Regions from separate parts of the Homo sapiens genome. Here region 1 is linked to region 2. A link is a loop called in an ENCODE intact Hi-C map of the cell type or tissue named here. Cell type or tissue: dorsolateral prefrontal cortex. All regions are shown on one strand. Each heading gives the region's core, and the rest is flanking DNA. Links, peaks and the distances in the headings are about the cores only.

Region 1 (12,331 bases), core at 1,977-9,976, 130 kb after region 2:
TCTGGTCCAAGACCCTCCTCTGGTCCCAGCTATGCCTCCAGCTGCAAAGAACACACATCAGGAGACTCTCACCACAGAGGCTACCCTGGGGCAAGGGGCAACAGTTAATTAGGCAGCTGAAAGGGAGGTCTCAGTCCCCTGGGGCTGATACACCTGGCCCTGAACAGTGACCACAGAGCCTGTTCTTTCCAGAGAGAGAAAAGAAAGCTCCGCAGAAAGCAGAGGTGGCCATACTGATAAACAAATATTTATCAAGCACTCACTATGTGCTTGGGAAAACACAAAGAGCCTGGGGGTAAGGTCAGGATCCCCCAAAAAAGAAAAAACAACTCCTCCACCAGGATTCACTGTGATCTCTTCCCTTTCCCCACCTTCCCTACCCTCCACTTCCCACAGCTCCCCTGGATGTTCTGCCCCGGTGCATGCAATTTCTCTCCAGCCCAGCTGCCCTCCGTTACCAAATGCAAAGTGCTCAGTCAGTGAAACTTTTAAGTGGCCACAGGAAAGACTAGCCCATAGCACACCACTTCTCCACTTTCTCCCCAAAGGCAATAGACCCCTCCCCACCTGGTTCCTGCAGAGCCTCTGCTCTTTGGGAACATGCCCAAAGGGTGTCCGAGATGGCCACTATCCTTGGAGTTGACCCAGACAACAAATACCCCTCTACAGGTGCAGCAGGTTGGCACTTCCCCTAATCACTCACCCCAGGCTTCCTTTCATGCCCACTTTCTCCCCAGGAAATGGCAGTCCTCATTAAATCCCAAAGTTTATCAGCCCAGAACTCGGCTTAGAGAGGAAGCATCAACTCTTGTGATTCTATCCCCACTAGGGAAAGGGGAGAGACAGGATGAAGGAGGCACAGACAGGAACCCCCACCCATAACCACCTGACCTCTAGCTTGTCCCAAACAAAGCTGTGTGACATTACACAGGTGTTTCCACTTCTCTGAGCTTTTCCCCACTGAACCCAGATCTATTTAGACATAACACTGGCTATTAGCCATACTTTCTTTCTTCTTGCAACCCCCCCCCGCCCCCCGCCAGTCCTAACACACATACACACTCTTATGGGCCTACTTATGGTCTCAGAAGTATAGTATTCACATTACATATGAGTGGAATTCCCTATCATTTACGTTCCCATAAAATTGCAAGTTTCATCATGAAAGTGAACACACTTGGGTGTCAGGAGACTGACTCTCCCTCTCAGCCCCTGGTCCTAGATTTTTCCTTCTGACAGGAAACTTAGAGATCATCAAACCCAAAATAATCCTTTTAAGAGGCAAAATTGGAAGCCCAATAAAGTTCAAAACCTTGCCCAAGAGCCCCTGGAGGCAAAAAGCCAGGTCTAGACCTCAGGTCTCCGGTTTCACTGCCCCAAGAGTACCTGCCATGTGCCCCCAATCCCTGCAGCCCAGCTCTACTCACATATAACGCAAATGGGGGTTCTTGGCAAAGGCTCTGGGCTGAATGCTCCGAAGTCCTGAGTTCTTGATGGTCCTAGACAGAGAGAAAAAGAGGATCAGCAGAGCTCAAGTGGCAGAGGGATATCTGCTCTGGGCTGAGGCTGGCAGGGGGTGAGGCTAAGGCTGGCCCTGCAGCCGCCCTGTGGATTATCTACACCTCTTCATTGCCAGTTATCACAGGTGGCCTGCTGGGGTTGCTCAGTGGAGGCACCTGGGCTCACACGCCCCAGGGCCCCGTGAGGCTGGGAGGTCAGGGGTCATACTGGCAGCTGCCCTCCACCCATCCTGGCCAGTAGGTAAGGACCAGGGCTTCTGCTGGTCCAGTAATGGCAGGGCTGCAGCCCTCTTTGTTCCTTGTCCCTCTCCCCACTCCAGGTCCCCACAGTCACTAGTACCGACATCCAAGGGTGGAGGTAGCTGGGAAATCTCATACTCCATGGGGCTCATCAGTCAAGCATAAGGGTAGGGAAAGGACACTCACCCAGCATGCCTGGGTTCTAGGCCTGCCTTGAAACCCTACCTTCAAGATGGGAATTCACACAACCCCCTTGCCTCTCTAGACTAGGGTGAGACAAAGGGGTGTGAAGAGATGGCCTTTGAAGCCTCTGGTGTCCCCTAAGTGCATATTGCCAACTCTACCAAAAGAAGACCTGGGGGAGAAAGCACGGATGGCAGTCTTGCTGTGCCCCTCACGCCACCCCAGAAGGCAGACCAGGTGGCATCCACCCCTTCCACAGGGAAAGGCCTCTCTGTGGCCGGGTGTACTCACAGCTTTTGAAGTCCGGTGTAGAGCTCCATGTCCACGGCGTTGAGCGTGTGAAGACTGCGCCAGTTCTCTATGTGTCTGCAGGGGAGGAGGAAAGGTAACGGTCAGCCAGAAGCAACAGAAATGGGGCTGGCTTTGGAGCCACAGAGACCTGGCTTTGATCCCCGATGAGCTAATTGATTGCCAGGCCTTTTGCCAAGTCACCAAATAAATCTGAGCCTCAGTTTCTTCCTCTGCGTGGTGGGGTTCACACCGTCTGCCTGATTGGGTTGTTGCAAGAATTAACTGGATTCATTGGATCCAAGTTCCTGGCCCATGGATTGCATTGAATGTCTCCCCATCAGCTAGAAAAAGATGCTAAAGACGTGAAGTTCAATCTCCCTGCTTGTCTTCCTAACTCAGTTTTCCTCTGTTCCCCTTCTTTCTTTTTCCTATTCAGAATTTCCTAAGGACTGGCCTTTTTTTTCCCTTAGTTATTGCCCATAAAGACAATACAAATGACATGGCTTTAAAAAAGGACGGGGTGGCCGGCTGGCCAGTGGGCATAGCCAAGGAGGGACACACTCCTACTTCCAGCATCACCAGGGTCTAGACTCTGGAAGCCCCCTTTGGGTGACCCACAGCCCAATCCCTCCTGGAGCTCAAAAAACCAATGGCTTGATTTGGTGGAGCTGACTCCAGAGAGTGGGGGCCACCTAAGGATCCTGGAGCCACTAGAGTGTCATGGAAAGAATGGGAACCTGGCAGTGGAGGACACAAACCCTAGCTTCATCTGAGACTTCAGGACCCAGTGACTTTGAGCCAGTGCTTCCACCTCTCTGAGTCTCTCATGTCTTCATTTGTAAAAGAGGAGAGTTGCACTGGATCAGCAGTTTCTCCCCTTTTCATCATGAAGGTCTCCTTTTAGAACTTTGCCCCAAGAGATCCCATGTTTAAGGAGGTTTATATCTAGCAAGCACACTACATCTATTAACTACTAATTAATTCATCTTCTTGGATTTATTAATCAGCAATATAAATCACTATTAACCAGAGCTTTTTATCAACAGACACAAACCCGTGCTAACTCATCCACTGCATAAATTCCAGCCCAAAGCAAAGAAACTCAACATTCTGTCAGCATGAGAAGGCTTGTCATGGGTATGGATCTGATTTCTGGGTTTATTGTTTTTGTATTGACCAAATGCCAGAAACAAACACCCCTCATTACTGCTTTTGGGATCCCCAGGTTGAGAACCATTACACTATTAATTATCAAAGCCCTTTGCAGCTCTAAAGGTGTATGAATGTGCCCATTCATACACACCTGTGATCCCAAGAGGCACCAAAGGATCTCGGGAAAAGGCCTTCCACTGCCCACCCCATCCTCCCAGGATTTTACTCTGATCAGTGGCCATGAATTCTAAGTACTTCAATCTTAGTGAAGAGTGCAGAGAGGTGACAGCTCATCCTGGGACAGAACTAACCCAGGCACACTCTGTCCAGAAAAGTGACAGCCACCTTCCCCAGACATCTCCTCCCCAGCACCACCACACCCGTAGCTCTGCCATCTGCCACCAACTCGAGTCAGAGCCAGCAAGGCAGCAGGACTATGACTGCCAGGGCCTCTGGAAGCATTTCAGAGCCACACGGTGACAAGGTATGCTGAGAACCTGTTTTGTACCACATTCTCCCAAAGTCCCTGCTGAGCAGCCAGAGACACTGGCATCTGCTGGGGACATGGACCAGGTGGCCAGGTTGGTGTTGGATTCCAATGCCAAAGTTCTCCCTGGAAGCCTTACAGCCCCAGGGCAGTTTGGGTGGTCTGGTCTCACCATGGCAGAGAACCTGGCAACATTTCAGATGAAAAGAAAGCGCCAGAGGAGTAGAACTATCTGTGCCACCAGGTCCCCCAGTGTATTCCCCGGGTTTTGTAAATTACCAAGTAGATCACCATGATTGTACAGAATACTTCTCATTCACAGGACTCCAGCTTCCTACAAGGATCTGCTCCCAACAAGCAACTTTTATCCAATTGTTTAAATCACTGAAATCATTTTTCACAGCCCACATTAGAATTCCATAAATGTGTTGTTACGGTTGAGTTGTCAATCATTACCATGTTCTCAAGCCTTACCCTTCTCAGCCCTCATGTCCTTATGCCCACAAACGGACCCTTCCCTGACTTAGGCAAGCACTGAGATATGGCAGAGAAATGAATGAACTCCTTGCTGCAAAGAGTCCTCCGGTAAGTAGAATAATAGTCCCCACCTCCTCCGTTGAGTAGGTCTGAGTTTTCCTAAATCAGGGAATGGCATTTTTGTAGCCACAGTGCAACAGTGTGGGTAGGAGTCAGGGCTCTAAGGCAGTGGTCGTCAAGCTACAGCCCGCTGCCTGCTTTCCTGCAGCCCCAGAGCTAAAAATAGCATTTACATTTTTAAAAATCAAAAGAAGAATTATATTTTGTAACACATGAAAACTACATGAAATTCAAATTTCCATGTTCATACCTGTTCATTTACTGTCATCTATAGCTCTCTTCAAGCTACAATAACAGAGCTGAATAGTTGCTACAGAGGCCATATGGCCTGCAAAACCTGAAATATTTACTCTCTGGCCCTTTACAGAAAACAGTTGTCGACTCCTGCCCTAGGAGCTGATGGTCAAAATGCATATCCTGGCCCCACCAGTACCCCTATCTATATGACCCTGTCCAGGTTACTTCTCTGTCTGTGCCTCAGTTTTCTCATCTATTAAATGGGGATAATAAAATAACTGCCTCGTAAGAATGATGTGAAGATCAAAAGACTATGATAAAAAAGAAAACCCCTTTGCAGTGTGGGGCACATGTAAGTTCTCAGGCAGAGCTGGCTGTGCTGATTATTTTCCTCCTGTGCCTTACGGAAACTGAGCAGTCTTGTTCTCAGTTTTCAAGCTAAAAATGGTATCAGGCTTCTGCTGGAAGTTGTCATGTCTCAGCAATCATTGATAAAAACCCCATGTGGCAGAGTGTGGAGGGGAAGGAAACCTGTCATTCATGGCCTCCAGGAAAACTGTTCCAGCAGGAGTTTATACACAGGTTCAAGGAGTGCATAGATGCCACATCAGAGCAGGTTCCGAGGAAGAGCAAGAGGATGAAGATGAGGCCCTGACATTTCCGGATGGCATCAGCTGGGCACCTGCCAAGTTCTCCTATGACTCACCACTTGGTACCCAACCAGGAGGTCAGTGTTGTGACTCTGCCGGCTGGTGTGTGTGTGCTACTAGGGAGACCACCACTTTCAGTGAAAAAGGCAGGCTCTAGAAAATATTATATATATATAGTAAAAGAGCAGGTTTGGTTTGCCTTTGTCAATGGTGAGTATCTCAACCCAGAACGATTACACGTGGCTTCTCCTTTTTTGTGATTTTCTGGGCTGTACAGGTTGTTTTCATTGAGCATTTGTTTTGTCATTTGAAAATCAATCAATACTGCCTGCAAAACAGACTTTGCGAGGCTGAGGCGGGTGGATCATTCATGGTCAGGAGTTCGAGACCAGCCTGGCCAACATGGGGAAACCCTGTCTCTACTAAAAATACAAAAATTAGCCAGGTATGGTGGTGGGCGCCTGTAATCCCAACTACTCAGGAGGCTGAGGCAGGAGAATCGCTTGAATCTGGGAGGCCGAGGCTGCAGTGAGCCGAGATCACACCACTGCACTCCAGTGTGGACAACACAATGAGACACTGTCTCAAAAAAAAAAAAAAGAAAAAATCAATACCTATTAACTTCTAGAGGCAGGCCAGGCACCTAAACCCTGTGGGGGCGGTGACTGGTTTCCCTGTTCCAGGACCACAGGCTGGACCAGCTCATCCCTGCCCGGACATCTTACAAACCCACTCCCGCTGTGGAGGAAAAGAATTTATAGCAATGCCCAAGGGACTGTGCAATTCTGCAGAGTGCATGGTGATGGCCCCCACAGGAACCTGCAGCTCTGCTCTCAATCTGGGTGTCCTGGTTCAATCAGAAACAGAGAGTGGAGGGAGGAGAAAGAGGGCAAAGGGGTGGCACATCAGGTGCCCACTCCTACTTTAAATAAATTACCTCCACTTTAGTCTCATAATACATTGGTTCTCAAAGGGAGGCGATTTTGCCCCCCAGCAGACATTTGACAATATCTGGACACATTTTTGATTGTCACAGCTGGGGAAAGAGAGTAACAATGGCCTACAGTGGGTAGAGATTAGAGATGTTGCTAAACATCCTGCAATGCACAGGACAGCCCCCACCGCTAAGAATCATCAGCCCCAAATGTCCACAGCACCAGGATTGAGAAATCCTGCTTTATTATATAAAGCTTCTGCCTAAGAGGGCTATTAAAGCAAGAGTCTCATGGCTTAAAACAACATCAATTTTGAAAATGACTGCTTTGCAGCAAACACTACCAGGCTTCAGGCCAATACAAAAAAGTCTACCTCTAGGTCACTGAGTCCAGGTGAGAGGAAAAAATGGGCAAGCCACAGCTCCCAGGACCCTCTCAAGTCACAGGCATTTCTTGAGAGGAAATGAGGGGTGTGTTGGCCTGCTGGACCGTGGCCCAAGCCAGGCTACACATTCCAGATGCAACAGTGGTCTCTTCTCACCATCTCTGGCTGGAACCCACTGGCCAAGAGCCTTTTCTCTCCACTGAAAGTTCCTCTCCTGGATTTCTCATGCCTCTTCATTCCATAGAAATGTGAAATGCTCCATTCAGAAAATCAGCTCAATGCCCTGCTCCTACCCTCTCACCACTGCCCTTCCATTCCACAGAGCCACTACTCTGCCAAGAGCTAGTTGGGCACCACTTTTCCAGACGGAGGGAGACAGTGGGGCATAATACATGATGACATTGACCTCCAGAGTCAGAGTCGGGCTTAGGGCAGGAACTCAAAAACCTCAGTGATGTCAAGGTAGACCCCTGGGATCAAGATCTCATGATGCTGCCAGGTGGGCTTAGAAGGGAAATGGAGTCAGGGAATGGCCATGCAGAGTCTCTTTGGCAATTCTAAAAAATCAGTCTGAAACATACCCACTCTTAGTGACTCATAACAGCAACACCAGGTCCCAGAGACCTAGGACCACAGATAGCTGCTTCATAGCCATTTTTATAATGGGACATGGCATAAATTAAATATTAATTGATACATTCATGGGGACTACAAACATTCTTTGTGCTAGAATAAATTAGATTGCAATTCCTTTTTTTTTTTTCTTTTTTTTTGAGATGGAGTTTCACTCTTGCCACCCAGGCTGGAGTGCAATGGCTCACTGCAACCTCTGCAGTGGGGTGCAATGGCTCACTGCAACCTCTGCCTCCCAGGTTCAAGCAATTCTCCTGCCTTAGCCTCCCGAGTAGCTGGGATTACAGACATGTGCCACCACACCCAGCTAATTTTGTATTTTTAGTAGAGACAGGTTTTCACCATGTTGGCCAGGCTGGTCTCAAACTCCTTACCTCAGGTGATCCACCTGCCTCGGCCTCCCAAAGTGCTGGGATTACAGGCGTGAGCCACCATTGCCAACCAGATGGTACTTTTGTACCCCAGTTTTCTCTTCTTCCTTCTGTTTTGCTTGGGCCAGTATGATAAACGAATTGGCAATCTCCAAGCATTCCAAAATTGGATGGTACAGAATGTGTGGTCCATATTTTAATTAAAAATATGTCATGTGGATATGTTTAAGAGTTGTTTCTACCTTCAATATTTAATGTTTCATGTTTACTCCTCTCCTATGCAGAAAATTGTAGAACACAAAGACGCCCACCACCATCTAACCCCAGAGGACTAAGGTGATTGAGGAAGTCAACAGGGACAAGGCACCCTTTACCTGGCAGAACTTCCCTGGGCACTTGGCAAGACAGGAACTCGGTCGGTGGGACTTAGGAACATCCTTCCTTTCTCGACAGGTAGCAGGCCCAGTATTGCCTCATTTTTCTAAGCTTTTCCCGCTCCTCTCTGGCTGTCAGATTGCTGTTATCTTCACTGTGACTTCTCACTGCTATTAATGAGCTCTTCTTCATAACCAAATTTTCCAGACAACTAAATTTAAATGCAAAACCCTTTGCATTTTCAACTTCCCTGCTGGATGTTTCTTTTTTCCACCTAAAATGCATTACACACATCCTTGCCTTTTTAAACAGAGTAGACAGATCATGATTTACATTTTCTTGATGACCTTACATCAATACGACCAGCCTAATGAGCCTGCCAGGCTGTAGCACAGCAAAACCCTCAGAAGCTCTTGATGGATGCAGAATTTGTAGCCCTACTACAAATGGCCCTACCCTGATATGACTTCCTATTCCAACGGTTATCGCATCCATTTTAACTATTTTCTGGCTCTTTTTTTGATATTAGGCTGCAGGCCATCACCTCTTAAGCTGTCCCCAGGGCCCCTCCTCCCTCCCAAATGTGCTGTGCCCAGTATCCTCTGCAGCCTCTTGGAGCCCAATAGGTAAGAGCTGGCACCTGGAATTAGGCTGACCTGGAGATGACACGCTAGCACCGGAAGCCAGATGCCTTCAGGCCAGTTACTAGAGCTTCTCCAGCCATCAGATTTTCCATAGCAAAACTAGTTGTGGTGAGGGTTAGAGAAGGTAATGCCTAAGTCCTCAATTCACTGTGGATGCATGGCACTAGTGGAATAAATAGCTGATTCCATTTGTATTGTTAGAAATGCATGTAAAGTAAGCGTAAATAGGATCTAAGGGAATATGAAAACATTCACACACACATACATGCACATGCATACAGATAGGCAGATATTTGCCCTTGTTTTCATATGACTTTGTTTTGCTCCCCCTTTTGGATAACTGAAGTTGCCAGTTAAGTGAAGCTTTCCTGGAGGTGCAGTCACAATTCACATTTACATGGCGGTACCTAAGCGTACGACACTATCATTATGTTCAGAATACTGGCAGGAGGCAGCTGAAGCTGATGTTTCCCGTGTGTGTGTGTGTGTGTGTGTGTGTGTGTGTGTGTGTGTGTGTGTCTTAACACAGAGCCTCACTGTCACCCAGGCTGGAGTGCAGTGATCTCAGCTCACTGCAAACTCTGCCTCCCAGGTTCAAGCAATTCTCGTGCCTCAGCCTACCGAGTAGCTGGGACTATAGGCATGTGTCACCACGCCTGGCTGATTTTTGTATTTTTAGTAGAGACAGGGTTATACCATGTTGGCCAGGCTGGTTGCGAAATCCTGGCCTCAAGCAATCAGCCTGCCTAGGCCTCCGGATGTTTTTTATATGTGAGTACTCTACTCCTCCAACACAAAATTCAAAAGCTTCAAAAACAAGATTGCATACAGGTGTCCCTTCTCTCCAGCTAGTGCCTGCAGAAGCTAGTCTGGAATTCCATTTCCTAACAAGTCAGCATTGGAGCACACACACGCATGAATGCACGTGTGCACACACACGCACAATGTGCCGCGCTTTTGACTCCGAAGCCTTGTAGGGCAATGAGGAAATTGATTTGTTATCCAGGCGTATTATGTCTAGTGATCCAGACAGCAACATTAGCTTTCAATTATCTGATATGTTTAGCATCATAAACAAACCGTCTGGAGCAACAGCTCCATGGTGCTAAGGCATCAAGGGGGCTGGGAAGGAGCGCATGGGATCACGCTAGCCAAGTCACCTGGCTCTCCCTCCCTTGACAGCTGTTGTGGGGGACAGTGTGCTAGATGCCTGGGGAGCCAGACCTGAGAGCCCCAGGCAGCCAGGGGTTGGGACGGCTTGTGCCGGTGACCCCAGCATGCCAGCACGTTAGCACACAAGCCTACAAGCAGCTGTGCGCCAAGGACCACGGTGAACCAGCCCCGCATCTGGGGCCACCCCTGGGACCACAGAAAGGAACATTCAGATCATGCAGCAAACAGATGGAAGACGACAGCATCTGTGCTGGCTTCCTGATCAATTCCAAAGTATTGTGCCAGGAATGAAGAACGTTTGTGCACACACCTGTGTTCTGCAGGTGCAAAGATGCTGTGTCTCCTAACAGGAAAAGATCAAGGGCACATCTTCACTGCTACCCCACTAAGAAAAGGGCTAACTCCCAGGAGCGAGATTTCACCTGGGAGCCAGCCAGTTCACTGGGGAGTCCAGGCCATTGTGGCTGAACCCCAGCCTGTGGCCTCCTATCCTACCCCTCCCCAGCCTATCTGCTTCTATTTTTACTGCTGCTGCCTGGGCTGGCACAGGATGGCAACCCCAGCTTGCCTACACATCAATGCTCCCGGTAACCACCACCTATTCTAACCCGGAGAACAAGCATCCCCTCCTACCTGGCCTCCCTGCTTTCCCTCTTCAACAATCTACATTATTGCAACCACTCTCTCCTGCCTAAAACCCTCCAATGGCTTCCTTTGGCTATGACAATAAAATCCAGTGATGTCCAGACATCACTGGAAGCCACCCTCAAGGTCCTGCACAAGCTGGCCACCAGATGCCTCTAGGGCTCCTTCTCTGAACACACTCCCCTTGTTTTGTGGGCTCCAGTCACACTGTCCTGCTTCTGGTCTTTAAATATGCCAAGCTTATTCCCAACTGGACCTCCTACGTGAAACACTCATCCCTGGCTTCTTTCAATCCCTCAGATCTCCACTCAAAAATCACCTTCTCGGAGAAGCCTGCCCTGACCCCACTGTGTTAGCAGCCCCTGCATTTCCCCTCCAGTTGCTCTCTGGCACAAACGCCTGTTTATGTCCTTCACAGCCCTTAATAACCATCTGTAATTGTCTTATTAGATTATTTGATTATGTGTTTGTCATCAGTGTCTCTACATTAGAACCATAATGCATGAGAACAGAGATCATATCTGTCTTACTCACCATTTACTCACCCCCAGAATCTTAAATTGGGGCACCACCCCTGAGTAAGTATACACCTGGAAAGCCATCCAGGGCGGTACTATGTAGCCACCCAGCTGCCCCACCTCACTGCCAGAGGATCTCCACCCTCAGTACCTGCACGGCCCTCACCCTGGCCCCCTGAGCAGCCCAGGGCCCTGGTCTGACCCTACAGGCACCCTGAACTTGATCTCTGGGGAGAGCTGTGGCCCCGAGCACACCACTGAACATCCCACCCAGGGACAGGCATGCTGGAGGCATAACTGCAGGGCACAGCAGCAAGGGGAAGGTGATCTCAGAGGTCTCAAGGGCCCCATATCCAGAGCTCCCTCCCAGGCCCAGGTCTCAGCTTGATGTCCACTGTCAGGGTCAGCAGTGGGGAAGTAGGAGGGCCCTACACACCAAACGAAGAGGAAGCAGAAATGTCCTTGGCACCCAGGCACATCTTTTCCACCTTTCCTGTCCCTACATGACTATGGCCTTCACCAAAGCATGAGTTTTCTAAGGGCAAGGCCAGGAGGCTGTGGTTCCAGTGTTATGCAAATAGTGACCACTAGGCGAATAAATGAACGAATCCCCAAAGGGATCAATGTCAGACCTTAACCATTTAGCTATCAGCTTCCCATGTGGACTTTCTACCCGGCCTCAACCTTTCCCACCTTCTCAGGAACATATTCATTTTTTCTCTTCCTCTTCTCTACCCTCAACTGTCTCTCTGCTATGTTTTTCCATCAACATATAAACATGTTTTAGGAAAGCTCATCTACAAAAAGAAAAAAAACCTCCTTGACTCCATGTCCTCCTCCAGCTACCAACTCATGTGTCTACGCCTCTTTATGGCAAATGGTTTAAAAGAATCGTCTACACCTGCAGGCCCTTCTTCCTCGCCTCCCTTTGATTCTCCATCCTAGTTTGTCTTCGATCCTACTACTCTACTGAAACTGCACTGTCAAGGTCACCAGTGATTTTTATGTTTGCAAATCCAATCGACTCTTCTCTGTCACCCATTATTCAATCTCTGGGTAGCATTTTACCCTGTTAACCACTCTTTCTTCCTTGAAACATTCTTTCCTCTCTGGCTTCCTTGACTACACTCTCTCCTGGGTTTCTTTCTACTCTCTGGATATTCTTTCTTAGGCTCCTTCGCTGATGTCGTATTCTTTGCCTGATCCTTAAATGTTGGAGTCTCCCAGGGAGCCTGGGGCTCCTCTATTCACTTCCTCTCTCATGTGCCAAGGTGATCTCCCCCAAGTGCTCTGCT
Region 2 (12,331 bases), core at 2,226-10,225:
TAGGTCAATCAATCTTAGGCCATCTTGATCTACTTGGAAAGCTTAACTGCCATGAAGCTAAACCACTTGTCCTCTGGCTCCAATCTCTTAGAGAAATTAGTGCCAATGGAAGTGTCAGTATCAATTTCATAACGTTATTGGATGAAGGCAAGGCTGGGCAAAGTCCCATATTCCTGACGGGCTATCAAAGTGATGAGGATTATGGGTAAGGAGACAGACAGCTCTGACAGGAGAGGCAATGACTCAAGAGCAATTAGACTGACAAGACTATCTTTGAGCCCCATCACTTAATGCTGACACAGGTACATTCCCCACAGAGATGTAGAATGTGGGATGCAGGTTTTTCCTGGTGTCTGCAGGGGTAACTGGAGAGCCTGGAGGCTTGCAAAGAAGCCTTTGGCCCCACACCTCTCTTAACAAAGGGTTCCAACACAATAGTAGGATTTTGCTCTCATGATGGGAAGACTGAATATCTGGCCCCTCCTTTTCCTGCATTCTAAAGAAAATGTCAAGATAAAATGTAGGCTATGTATTTAAATTTAACTCCTTTGCAGAGTCAGGGGAAGACTTGGGATTATTAAAATGAAAATCAAGATCTTGTAAAAGTCAAACCATCTTACCAGGAAAGGAGATTTATCCTGGAAGGCAAGAGCAACAGATGGATGCCACAAGGGTCCTGAGTTCTAATCCAAGCTCTTACCCCAGCACTGCTGTAAATACAACTGTGTGCAATCGGGAAGGTGTCACCTTATCTCTGTGAGGCTTCAAGTTCCTCCTGTAAGGTCAACCGTAACCTCCCACTACCCTACAACACTGACGAAATGAAATGCCAGCAGTGTCAAGGGCAAATGAGGAATCAGAGAAGGATATATTTTAAGATCTGGTGAGGTGTGTAGAAATTGCTTTTCCTCTGTGCCTGATAGAAGATGCACAGAAGCAACCCTGGAGCTGAGAATGCAGTGCAAGGTGGTGCTGAAGAGACAGAAAAGCAAGTCTTGTCTCCTGCTCAAATGGACCGCATGCAAGAGGCATGGAAGTGATGCTTCGAATACTTACATAGTATGCCTAGTCTATTTTAAGTCCTTAACAGTTTATTTCCCCTAGTTTTCAAGAGTTTATGTTCCCAGGGCAGCAGGCATAATTTTGACCCTGTGAGGTTACAGCTATTTAAGCAGGTTTGCTTTATTATTTTTTAATTGCTTAACAATATTGTTTGTTGGTGATCTATTAAAAACCCCACAGTGTTTTATAATGGAATTTAAAATTCATGTAATTTTAAAGTGTCCACTTCAGAATGGTGTGTGTGTTTATGGGGTTCACTAACAGCTAATATTAATTAGCTGATCCTGACACTGACCTAAGCATTTAAGCTAAGCAAAATGATATATGTAAAAGGTCAGTATGTAGCAAGCCTTATCTGAATAATGTCAACCCTGGCCAAGAGGCTGTTGTCAATATTATCTGAAACTGCTGAGTTCCCAAACACACTCAGAACATTGGCCTAATATGCAAATGTGTGAATCAGGGGATTCCTCCCAAGGTGCCTTTAAATAGCAGGCCCTTTAAAGACACTGTGGTGCAGCTGAGGGTATTTTAAGATCATTAACCAATTGAAAGAGAGGTTGGGAGCAGAGAAACTTGAAGTGTTAGAAGTTTCTGCTAATCGAAGATGGTTCAGAATCAATGATTATGCATCTCTGCATCTGCCAGAGAAAGCTATAGGAAAGCATTAGACAGTGAAGAAGTTTTGCTAGGCACACACTTGGCATTGTGCTCCTGACGCTCATAGATGCAAAACTTCACACTCAACAATTTTAGAAACATATCTGTTGGGAAACTCTGAATGGGCTATTGACTATTTTCACATAATAGTATCTTTGTTGAAGGCACAGGCATTCATTAAACCAACAATTTGCCCCTGAATTTTTTTTAATGCAGTTAAGCACCAAGAATATAAACAGGAGAACTTCCAAAGAGAAGTAAAGAAAGTGTCAATATAATATCAGGGTTTTCTTCACTGTCCTTCCCTATTGTTGGCATGAATTCAAAGGCACGTGTGTCCCAGGCTATAGGGGAAAACTAGACTTTTACAGGTGGGATTCCAACAAGATGCTTCTCAAAATCACCACATTACAATCCTTAAGCTAATAAATGACATCTATTTTAAAAATGGATGACTTCTAATGGGCCTAGGTACCATTCCCATCTTGGCCTGGGCTCACAGCATATTTATATATGGAATGTTTTCTACTTCAGATATTAGACATGTATCTTTTTAAAGTTTAGCTAGGTAGATTGAGTAATCAATATATACCGTGTGTGTGTGTGTGTGTGTGTGTGTGTGTATGTGTGTGTGTGTTTGTATAGAAAGCATAGCTGAGTAGTATACACACACTCACACACACAAATAAATCAGATAGTATTTGTGGAAAATCCACTCAGGGATCAGGCTATGCTTTCCTGTGCTTTCTAATTTAATAGAACTACTATTTGATGAGTATATACCATAGCCAAAATTGCCCCCAAGCAATTTATAAATAATTAGCTCATTTAATCTTTGCAAACTTGCAATGATCACTTCCATTTTACAGACAAAGAAATTGAGGCTCAGAACTATTTTATTAACCTGCCAACTGTCCCTCAGCTAATAAATGGTGAAATTGGAATTCCAATCCAAGACCATGTAATCCATCCCAAGGCCTGTACTCATCCTACAATATACTCCCTGCCACAAACTATAATTTTAAGAAAACTTAGGAAACAATATGATAAGAGAGCATATATAATATTTTCCATGGGTCTGTTGCAGAATTTTCATCAAATTTACTCTCTAATACCATTTAGGTGTGTCTTCATTCATAAACATGTACAAATTGGGTTTGACATTCAAAGACCGTGGTCATCTAATTATTTCACTAACCACATCTCCTACCAGCAATTGAGTAAAAGTACACGTCTGCTGTTCCCCAAATACACAATCTACATTTCCACCTCTGCCACACCTGTGCTCCAGCCCAAGACATTTGCTTTGATGCCGACAACCCACCTGCCCAACCCTACACCTCCCAGGAACCAGCTCAATCCCCACCACTCCCTTGAAGCATTTCTTGAACCTAACTCTCCCTCCTCTTTCTCCCCACTCCACCCACTCACAGTTATTTCTTCCTGTAGATTCGTGCAGCTCTTCTGAAGATCAAGGTTTGCCTATTGCCTCTCTGTCTCTCGCTAGTGATTCTCTGCAACCCAAGAATAAGGCTTAACAGGGAAGGAAGTTGTTGTGACTCCATGCTTTTATTCCTCTTGACTAAGAAAAGGCAACAGTGTTTATCACAATGAGGAGCATGTCTCAGTCAAAAGCATCATTTCTGCTGCTCTGTTAACTAATGCCATCTTGGTCATGCCTCTTAAACTAAGTATTTGTTTCCTTATCTATAAATAGGGTTAATAACAGTAACTCCCTCATCAGACTATTGTTGGGGTTAAATAAAATACTTACGTAAAGCCCTTGGCATGGTATAAGTTCTCAGTAAATGTTAACTAAAAATAATTCTAGTAAAGTAAAAAAGAAAAAAAACAGTGGTTAGCTAACTCAAGAACTTTGCTGTTAATACTTTTAACCCCCATGATAATTACTGATTTAAGTGACAGGTTCTTCTTTTAATATAGCCACTAATGACAGCATCTATATGCCCTAAAGTCTTCCATTCCATGCTAGGGGATCACAGTTAGCCAATGCTTCCCACTTCTCATCAAAGCAAGAGGACTTAATAATGCAAATAAGGAATGAGCTTTATTAGATGTAGAGAAGAGCACCATAATTGAAAGACTGGCTAACTCTTCTTGGTTACCATGGACTTTAGCCTGATTCTTCACCTATCCAGGCATTTAGTAAGGACCCAATAAATGTTAAAGGACAACCCTGTTAACTATGCTGGATGAACATAGTTCCCTAATTTCCATACATAAAGGGGAAATGTATTATAGAATAAGTGATGTCATAAATATTTCCAGGTGTACATCTAAAATAGCTCCAAGAATAGGACAGGAGGTAGCCTGCACTCAACACAGGGATCCATCACCCCCTATCACGTCCTGGAGAGAGGCTGGGTGAGACATCAGCATGGCTGCCATTTCTTAATTTCCCAGTAACATGGTGAAAATAGGAAGCTATGGCTCCAAGAGATGAGGTGACTTGCCTGAGCACACATGGCTAGAAAGGGGAAAAATTAGTTGGAACCCTGGTCAGTCAGACCGAAAAGCCAATTCTCTAGTTTGGAGTAAGCACGCTATGACTCTAACTCCAACATGCTAAAGCCCATGGGCGTCTTTCAAAGAGGTATCCAGACATCTGCTGTCAGAGGTGTCAGGGGCTGCCACATCCAAGAGTGGAGTCTTCCCTACAGCCATGCATTGTATGATACTTTAAAGTTAGATGTAATTAATGCTGATTGTAATCACTGGGAGTTAATAGATTTATTATAATAGTGAGCTAAAAATGGCTTATGCTAATAAATCAATGAGAAATGAGATGGAAAGTGAAAAATCTTTGGGTAATGGAGGTGGAGGGTGTCAGGGAGGGGAGTATAGGTGCAGAAGTTTGCTAGCACATATGACAGGCCAAGGAGGTGCAGCAACGGAAGCACTCACCCATCGAACAGGTTGTCACATTCCAGGTATTTTAGGAACAAGGAGCTGAAAATATTAAGAGAATTTGGGCCCAAGGGGTTATCTATCAGCTGATCAGTATGGAAGCCTTATTAGCTGTGTAACTTTAAATAAGTGGCTTAACTTCTTTGAGCCTTGGTTTCCTATCTGGAAAACTGGGAAAATGAGCCTCCCCTCAACAGTGTCCATTTATCAGATTCTCAAAACATTTATTAGGAACCTACTATGTGCCAGACACTGTTCTAGGAACTGGGGATACAAAACAAAGCCCTTGTTTGATGGCAATAACATTCTAAGGGGAGGGCAACAGAATGTGGATAACTAAACCAATAAATATATGTCATTTGTCTAGTGGTACTGGCAGCCACAAAGGAAGGTGCAGCAGGGTAAGGGGGCAGAGAGTAATGAGGCTAATTTTATATAGGTCACAAGGGTTATAGGAGTTCAGAGATTCAAAGGGCCTGTCCCACAGTCAGTGTGTGGAGGCTCCACTTAATAGCCAAGGCCGGAGACCTCATACCTACTAAATAGAAGGGTTTGGCTACAGTGGACTTAAGAGGGTTCCTGGGACTGACAGCCGGACCATGCAAAGGGTATTTGTCAAGAACAGTCCTTGAAACCAGCAACCCAACATGCCTGTACTTCACTCTGAATTTGACAAGAGCAATCTGACCATGGATCTGATGCCCAACATACAGTGAGGCCATAGGTACGTTGGTCAGGGGTATGGGCTATGGTGGGAGACCTCCCAAGTTCTTTGGGACCTCAGCTGGGCAAGTTATTTGCCCTCGCTCTGCCTCAGTATTCCCATATCAATAATAGGGAAAATAATAGCACCTACTTGACAAAGATTCTAAGGTTGTTATGAGATTTAAATGAAGAAATATGTGTAAAATACTTAGCACAGTGCCTGGCACATAGCCAGGGCTAGATAAATATTAGTAATTAATAGAGTTGTTAAGTTCAGACATGGGTACAAATACCTTATCAAAATGAAAGGCTATACTTAATGGAACTGGTAAAAATCAGAATTTCATGTCCTTTGGCAATTTGCCTCAAGTTCTCTTCCCTGAGACCAGGCTCTGAAAAAAGGTACTGATTAATATGACACTACAGGAAGCTGATAGAAAGGTTTGCTCTCTTCTGTGCCAAGGTAGATAGAATGTGCTGGGCTGCAAATCTAAGGGGAAAATAAAGCCGATAATTCAACAAGTGGTGTTATGACTGGTTCCATCACCATGAGCATTGAGCCCAGTTCAATATAAACCAGAGGCCGTTCTGGGCAAAAAGAAATGGGAATAATAAAACCTGCCTCATTTGTTTGTACTGCCAGTTTTAGGCAATCAGTCAATCCAAAAAATATATTGAATGCCTATTGCGAGCAAACCATTAAATAATAACATTAGTAACTACCATTTGTTGGAAAGTTAATATAAGGTAGACATAGTGTTCTATATATCTACTGACCCAGTTCACAGCCACTTCCTCTACAAATTCTGATCTAAGTGTCCTCTGCTTCTGCCCACCCCGGTCCCAGCCAGAACTCCTCATTCCTGGCATTCAGCCCCACACATGAGCAATCCACATTGACCTGCAGCTGGTTATAAGCTCTTGGGTGCCCTACCAGATGAGATGCAGGCTCCTTTATAGTAGAGACATCCTAGAGTTCATGTCTTGCAAAATGAGCAACTCAACAGGCATCCCATACAATTAGACAGTTAGAATTAATTAAAGAACAGAAATAGCAAAATATGACAGCATGGCACCTCCTATTTCAGTTCTGGAGTTTCTGCAAAGCACTTGGTAGCTAACATTATGAGGGCAACCCCAGAGATGAGGCCAAAATACTCCTGGATCTCAATTTCCCCCTGGGTCAGTGGGTTATATAGAAATGCTCCTAGCTTCTGAAAATATTGATGATGATGATGATGATGATAACAATAATAATAATAGCAGCAAACATTCAACAAGTGCTTACTATGTTTCAGGCATTGTGCTCTTTGCATGTATTTTTTTTTCCAAAGTGCAAGTGATTTTTGCACTTCCATGAGAAAGGTACTCTTAATATCACCATTTTGCAGATGAGAAAACTGAGGCTGAGAGAGATGTAGATCTTTGCCCACACCAAGCAGGTAGAAATTAACAGAGCTGGGATTTCAACTCCTATGTAGCTAACCTCAGAGCCCAAACACTTCCCTGTGCTTTACAAAGCCATGAACTGGCAGAGGGAAGGGGGAGGTGTTTTGTGTGAGGGTGTGGTGCATCCAGTGAGCTTAGATTCTGGTAATGAATGCCAATCCCAGGCCCTGTGGTAGACCCCCATGGCCTCAGCCTTCTGCAGAGGAACTCGAAGCTCTTTGCCAACAGTCTCTCTTCACCCTCCCCACCTCTCTATTGGAAAGAGATTAAAGAAGATCTGTGCCACTTAAAAAATTAAACTGGGAGGAGTAGACAGATGGGGACATGTGGCATCTTAATGACCACATCCAAACAGTGCCACTGGTGAATCATTGGCAGTTCTAGGAGAAAAAGCACTTCCCAATTTTTGGACTGGACTCAAACTCAGATTCTAATAATGCAATTTCATATGAACAATCAAATAACATATTTCCTGGAAATATGAAATATATTCATTCAATGACCCTTGAAAACATCATCATCATTATAATCTTCATCATCACAGCATCTCCTTAGATTTGCATAGCGCTTCATGGAACCAAGCACTTTCACATTCACTGGCTCATTGCTTCCCTCTCCCAATCACTCTCTGACATAGATAAGGTAGGTGACAAGCCGCCCTTTCAATCGGTGATGAAACTAAGACCCAGTGAATTGCCCAAGTTCACTCAATCAACCAAACAACATGAGAACCCAGGATTTCCAGTGTATTCACCCAATACTGAGGCACCAGCCCTCTCTGGTTCCATGCTGCAAAATACCTAGACTGGGAAAGGAGGCATTTAAACGGGGCAGCCTCAAGGTTTTTAAAATCCAAAGTCAACGTTTTCCTCCCCTAGCAGCTGGAACAGACTTAGAGTTCAGGTTGTTGCCTTGATAAAGGAGAATCAGACTGAAAGGGACTTCTATCTTATCGTTCCCATTGTCACTAAGATGAGCCAACCGAAGCCACTGGCAAAGAAAAGTGCCCCGGCAGCAGGATAGTACTGCATGTAGGTTAAGGCATGACTTGTGGGCAAACTGGAGAGAAAGCAGGCAGTAGAAAGAAACAAAGGAGCATGGCAGGCCCCTGGGTTCTGCTGGTTAAGCCTCCTGGAGCTCTCAACTGAACAAATCAGTTAGGACAACGTGGGTGAAGCATTACAAGCACAGACTGTTTTCATATATATATATATATATATATATATATTTTTTTTTTAATGTAGAACCTTGATCATATGGAAGAGTTAAAGAAATATGTGTATAAAATGGAAATAGAGCAAAATTTATGTCTTTTTATAGCCAATGATTCATGCAGAGTGATGGGCTTTAAATATTAATAATAAGAAAATTTTCAGGGCATAGGTTGGAGATGAAGGGAGATGATAAAATTTCTCTATTTTTTTGTTCATGGTCCAAATGTAGAAAATTAAGTACAGTAAATATTCTACCTATGGTTAACAGTACTTATGTAGTTTATTATCTGCCTCGGGGCCTTCGTTTCACTTGGGAACAAAGACACTGCTTCAATTTGATGCTGAGATCATAATTTAGAGCTGAGAAGAAACCTGTTTCAAGAATTAAAATAATCTCACATGAATTTCAAATATGACAAAAAGACTGCATTTTCACAGAAATGTGCTGCTCACTCGTTCCCTCCTTCCACAAAGCCTTAGCATGGTTCCGCATGGTCTGAGAATCTCTGAGGCAAGATAGCCTGTCCGGAAAACCCTTTGGCACTTTCTCAGTATCTCCCCATTGGGGTGACTCCACAGAGAGTCGACAACATGTTCTTCCTGGTTGGCTTAGGGTTGTGACAAAGTCCCTTCTGATGATCAGCCTCACTTAAGCAATAATCTCATTCATATGGTATCAAGAACACAAAGAAATGTGTCGGCCGGGCGCGGTGGCTCACGCCTGTAATCCCAGCACTTTGGGAGGCCGAGACGGGCGGATCACGAGGTCAGGAGATCGAGACCATCCTCGCTAACACGGTGAAACCCCGTCTCTACTAAAAATACAAAAATTAGCCGGGCATGGTGGCGCGCGCCTGTAGTCCCAGCTACACGGGAGGCTGAGGCAGGAGAATGGCGTGAACCCGGGAGGCGGAGCTTGCAGTGAGTCGAGATCGCGCCACTGCACTCCAGCCTGGGCGACAGAGCGAAACTCCGTCTCAAAAAAAAAAAAAAAGAAAAAAAGAAAAAAAGAAATGTGTCCTGAGGGCTGGGTGCAGTGGCTCACACCTGTAATCCTGGTGCTTTGGGAGGCCGAGGTGTGCGGATCACTTGAGGTCAGGAGTTTGAGACCAGCCTGGCCAACATGGCGAAACCCCGTTTCCACTAAAAATACAAAAAATTAGCCGGGCGTGGTGGCAGGTGCCTGTAATCCCAGCTACTCAGGAGGCTGAGGTGGGAGAAACGCTGGAATCTGGGAGGTGGAGGTTGCAGTGAGCTGAGATTGTGCCACTGCACTCCAGCCTGGGAGACAGAGCGAGACTCCCTCTAAAAAGAAAAAAAAAAAAGAAAGAAATGTGTCCTGAGCAAGGGCTGTTCTTTGAGTGTCTTGGCCAATTCCAGAAGGTGGAGCAACGGGAAGCTCCTGGTGACCTTCAAGGAGAGCAAAGGTCCTTCTACATTGCTATTGACTACAACCTCAGGGGAGCATCAGGGAAATATGATCAGTGCCTTCCAGTGCCCTGCTCTGCCCCTGGGGGCTGTGAGCTGCCGGGAAAACCCTGACTCCCACTTCCAGCCACCCAGGGCTGCACCCATAGCCTCTTGCAGAACACCTTTTGAGCTGTTCCTAGTCCTTTGTCAAGCCCATTCAAAATGACTCCCAATATCTTTCTGAGGGAGGCGGATTGCCCTCATTGCTCTCTTCTGTCTTTCTCTTCCTCTGTCTCTGATGATACGCTGGGAGATGCCTGCTGCCAGTATGGGGCTGACACACCACTGACACAGTGAATCACTTGCAAAGGAAAAGGGCGGGCCAGGGACGGAGAGCCGAGCAGATGCTCAGACCCCAGAAGCCACGGGGTGACAAAGCTCGCTCTCTCTGGGTGAGATCTCACTGGCTCTGCAAGCCAATCATTCTGCCTGGCAAGGGGAAGGCAAGAGCAGATGGCAGGAAGCACAGCTTGGGGCCTTGGACTTTGACAGGGTCAGGAGCAAGTGTGTAGGAACTTGGATCGCTTTGGCCAAAGGGGAAAGAGTCCAGAGTGGCAGGTAAGCACCAGGACTACGACGTCAGACAGTTCTTGAGTTCAAATCCCACTTTCTCCATTGACTAGATGAGAGGCCTTGGGGAGGTTACTTAACGTCTCTCAGTTTTTTCACCAATCAAATGGTAATGATATGATAGCCAACCTCATAGGATTGTTTTGAGGGTTAAATGAATATGTGAAAAGTGTTTGGTATTTATTAGGTTGTTATCATAAGTGGGACTGAACATCTTTCCTCCAAAGGTCAAAGGTTAGTGCAAGTCCTAGGTCAAACAGGGGAAGTTCTGTCTGTGGGTCTCTCTCCTTTCCAGAAAGACCCCTAGTATTGGCATTTTTTAACTTCTTTTCCCAAAATTCTGGCCCAAAGCACACCTAGCACCACTACCCTCCACCATGCCCCAATGCCCGTTCCTGAGAACAGAACTATCCGGCTAACCCAGCAGAAGGACTCTTGAATGCACAGATATATCCATCCCCATCTGTTGCATCCTCCCCTAACCTGCCCACAAGCCACATGGCTGGAAGAGTCTGAAGCAGGGTCATGTTCAGGAAAGCAATTTAAGAGCTACATGTCAGATTCCAGAAATCTCAATGTCATTGCACATGGGATGATGATGATGATAATTATCATGATGATGGAGGCAGTAAAGGGAGGACCTAGTTGTCAGCCAAGTGTCCACCTTCATTCTCCTCTGAGCCAGCAGAGAAAAATGTGGTACTCTAGCTTCTTCCAGAGATTTAGATGTTCACCATCAGCAGCAAGCTAATTGCAAAGCTGCAAGAAACATGGAAAGCCCACAGAAGGTGCATGGCCCCTTTATTTCACTCACACACAAACACACACACACACACACACACACACACACAGCCCTCTGGCTACAGCCATTTAGAGCTCTCCTGGAAAAGAGAAAATCTTCCAGCAGCAATGGCAAGCAGAGGGCAGGAAAGGGGCTTGTGCCACTCCAAGAATTTGATGAGCACCCGATATCAACAGCATAAATAAGCCCTTTAATAAATTAGAGAGCTATCCATTTAAATGGATTCTGCAGTCCCTTCGGTGCCAGCTAATCTGTAATTCAGATAGATCAGCGATGGCTCTGCTGGGAGACAAGAGTCCAGAACATACAATGATTTTGTACCCCAAGCCAGGAGTTCACTTGGTAAGCAGTACACACATCCTACATGTTCATTTCATTGTTGCTCCTCTATCACCTATAAACCCCTAGTTATAGGCACACACCTGAAACAAAATGCACATTATTCCAGGCCCATATAAATATTCTCCATGCATGCTTCACTCTGCACATGCTCCACTCATATTCCACTCTGTGCACAGCTCCAAACTCTCTGGCAAGCACCCCCAGGCACCTCAATCAACACAGGACAAGGAACATGCTGCCGGGAAGTTTGCACCATTTTCCATAACACCCATCGTGTGTGCAGTGAGACCTGCTTCTACCCAGAGCTATGGTCGGGGGATAAAGAGGACACTAGGTGTTACAAGCTAAATTGTGACCCCCCCTAAAATTTATATGTTAATGTTATAACACCCAGGGCCTCAAAATGTAACTGGATTTGGAGAAAAGGTCTTTAAGGGGATAACTAGGTTAAAATGAGGTCATTAGGGCAAGCCCTAACCCAATGTCACTGGTGTCCTTCTTAGAAGAACAGGAGTTTAGGACTAGACAGACACAAAGGGAAGGCCATGTGAAGATACAATGAGAAGAGCCCAGAAGAGAGGCATTCGAAGAAACCAACCCTACCACTACCTTGAGCTTGAACTCCAGAATAGATTTCTGTTGTTAAAGCCACCGAGTCTGGAAGGTCATGGAAGCCTCCTCACGGAGGTGACATCTTAGCAGAGGCCTGGTTGCCGTGAAGGAGGGCACCCTGTGGCTGGGTGAGGTGGCTCACGCCTGTAATTTGGGTGGCCAAGGCAGGAAGATTACTTGAGGTCAGGAGTTTGAGACCAGCCTGGCCAACATGGTGAAACTCCATCTCTACTAAAAAAAATACAAAAATTAGCCAGGCATGGTGGCAGTTGCCTGTAATCCCAGCTACTTGGGAGGCTGAGGCAGGAAACTCGCTTAAACCCAGGAGGTGGAGGTCGCAGTGATCCAAGATTGCACTATTGCACTCCAGCCTGGGTGACAGAATGAGACTCCATCTCAAAAAAAAAAAAAAAAAAAAGTAGGGGGCCCTGAGACCATCTCAGGGAAGCCTGTTCTCCATGGTGGGAAGCACACGTGCAAAGTCCCCAGGGAAACAGGAGGCTGCATGGTCAAGGAA

What was found. Peaks named below come from ENCODE experiments on the same cell type or tissue, not always from the same donor. Only the 100,000 strongest peaks of a DNase experiment are listed, where the experiment ranks them.
Region 1: it touches region 2 in a loop (1.9-fold over the local background); 1 of 110 quality-filtered maps calls a loop at or near these places.

Annotation. Positions count from the first base shown.
Region 1 is chr15:88,181,991-88,194,321 of GRCh38, forward strand. NTRK3 (neurotrophic receptor tyrosine kinase 3) reads right to left here. Exons shown (of 20, transcript NM_001012338.3): 4 at 2,235-2,309; 5 at 1,428-1,499. Among named protein-coding and RNA genes, the nearest start is that of NTRK3-AS1, 65 kb to the right of the region's middle. In dorsolateral prefrontal cortex, for the core only: no CTCF peak of the experiment used is centred there; a DNase peak (open chromatin) is centred at 5,391.
Region 2 is chr15:88,048,172-88,060,502 of GRCh38, forward strand. The region is part of intron 13 of NTRK3 (neurotrophic receptor tyrosine kinase 3); the gene reads right to left. Among named protein-coding and RNA genes, the nearest start is that of MIR11181, 110 kb to the left of the region's middle. In dorsolateral prefrontal cortex, for the core only: no CTCF peak of the experiment used is centred there; no DNase peak of the experiment used is centred there.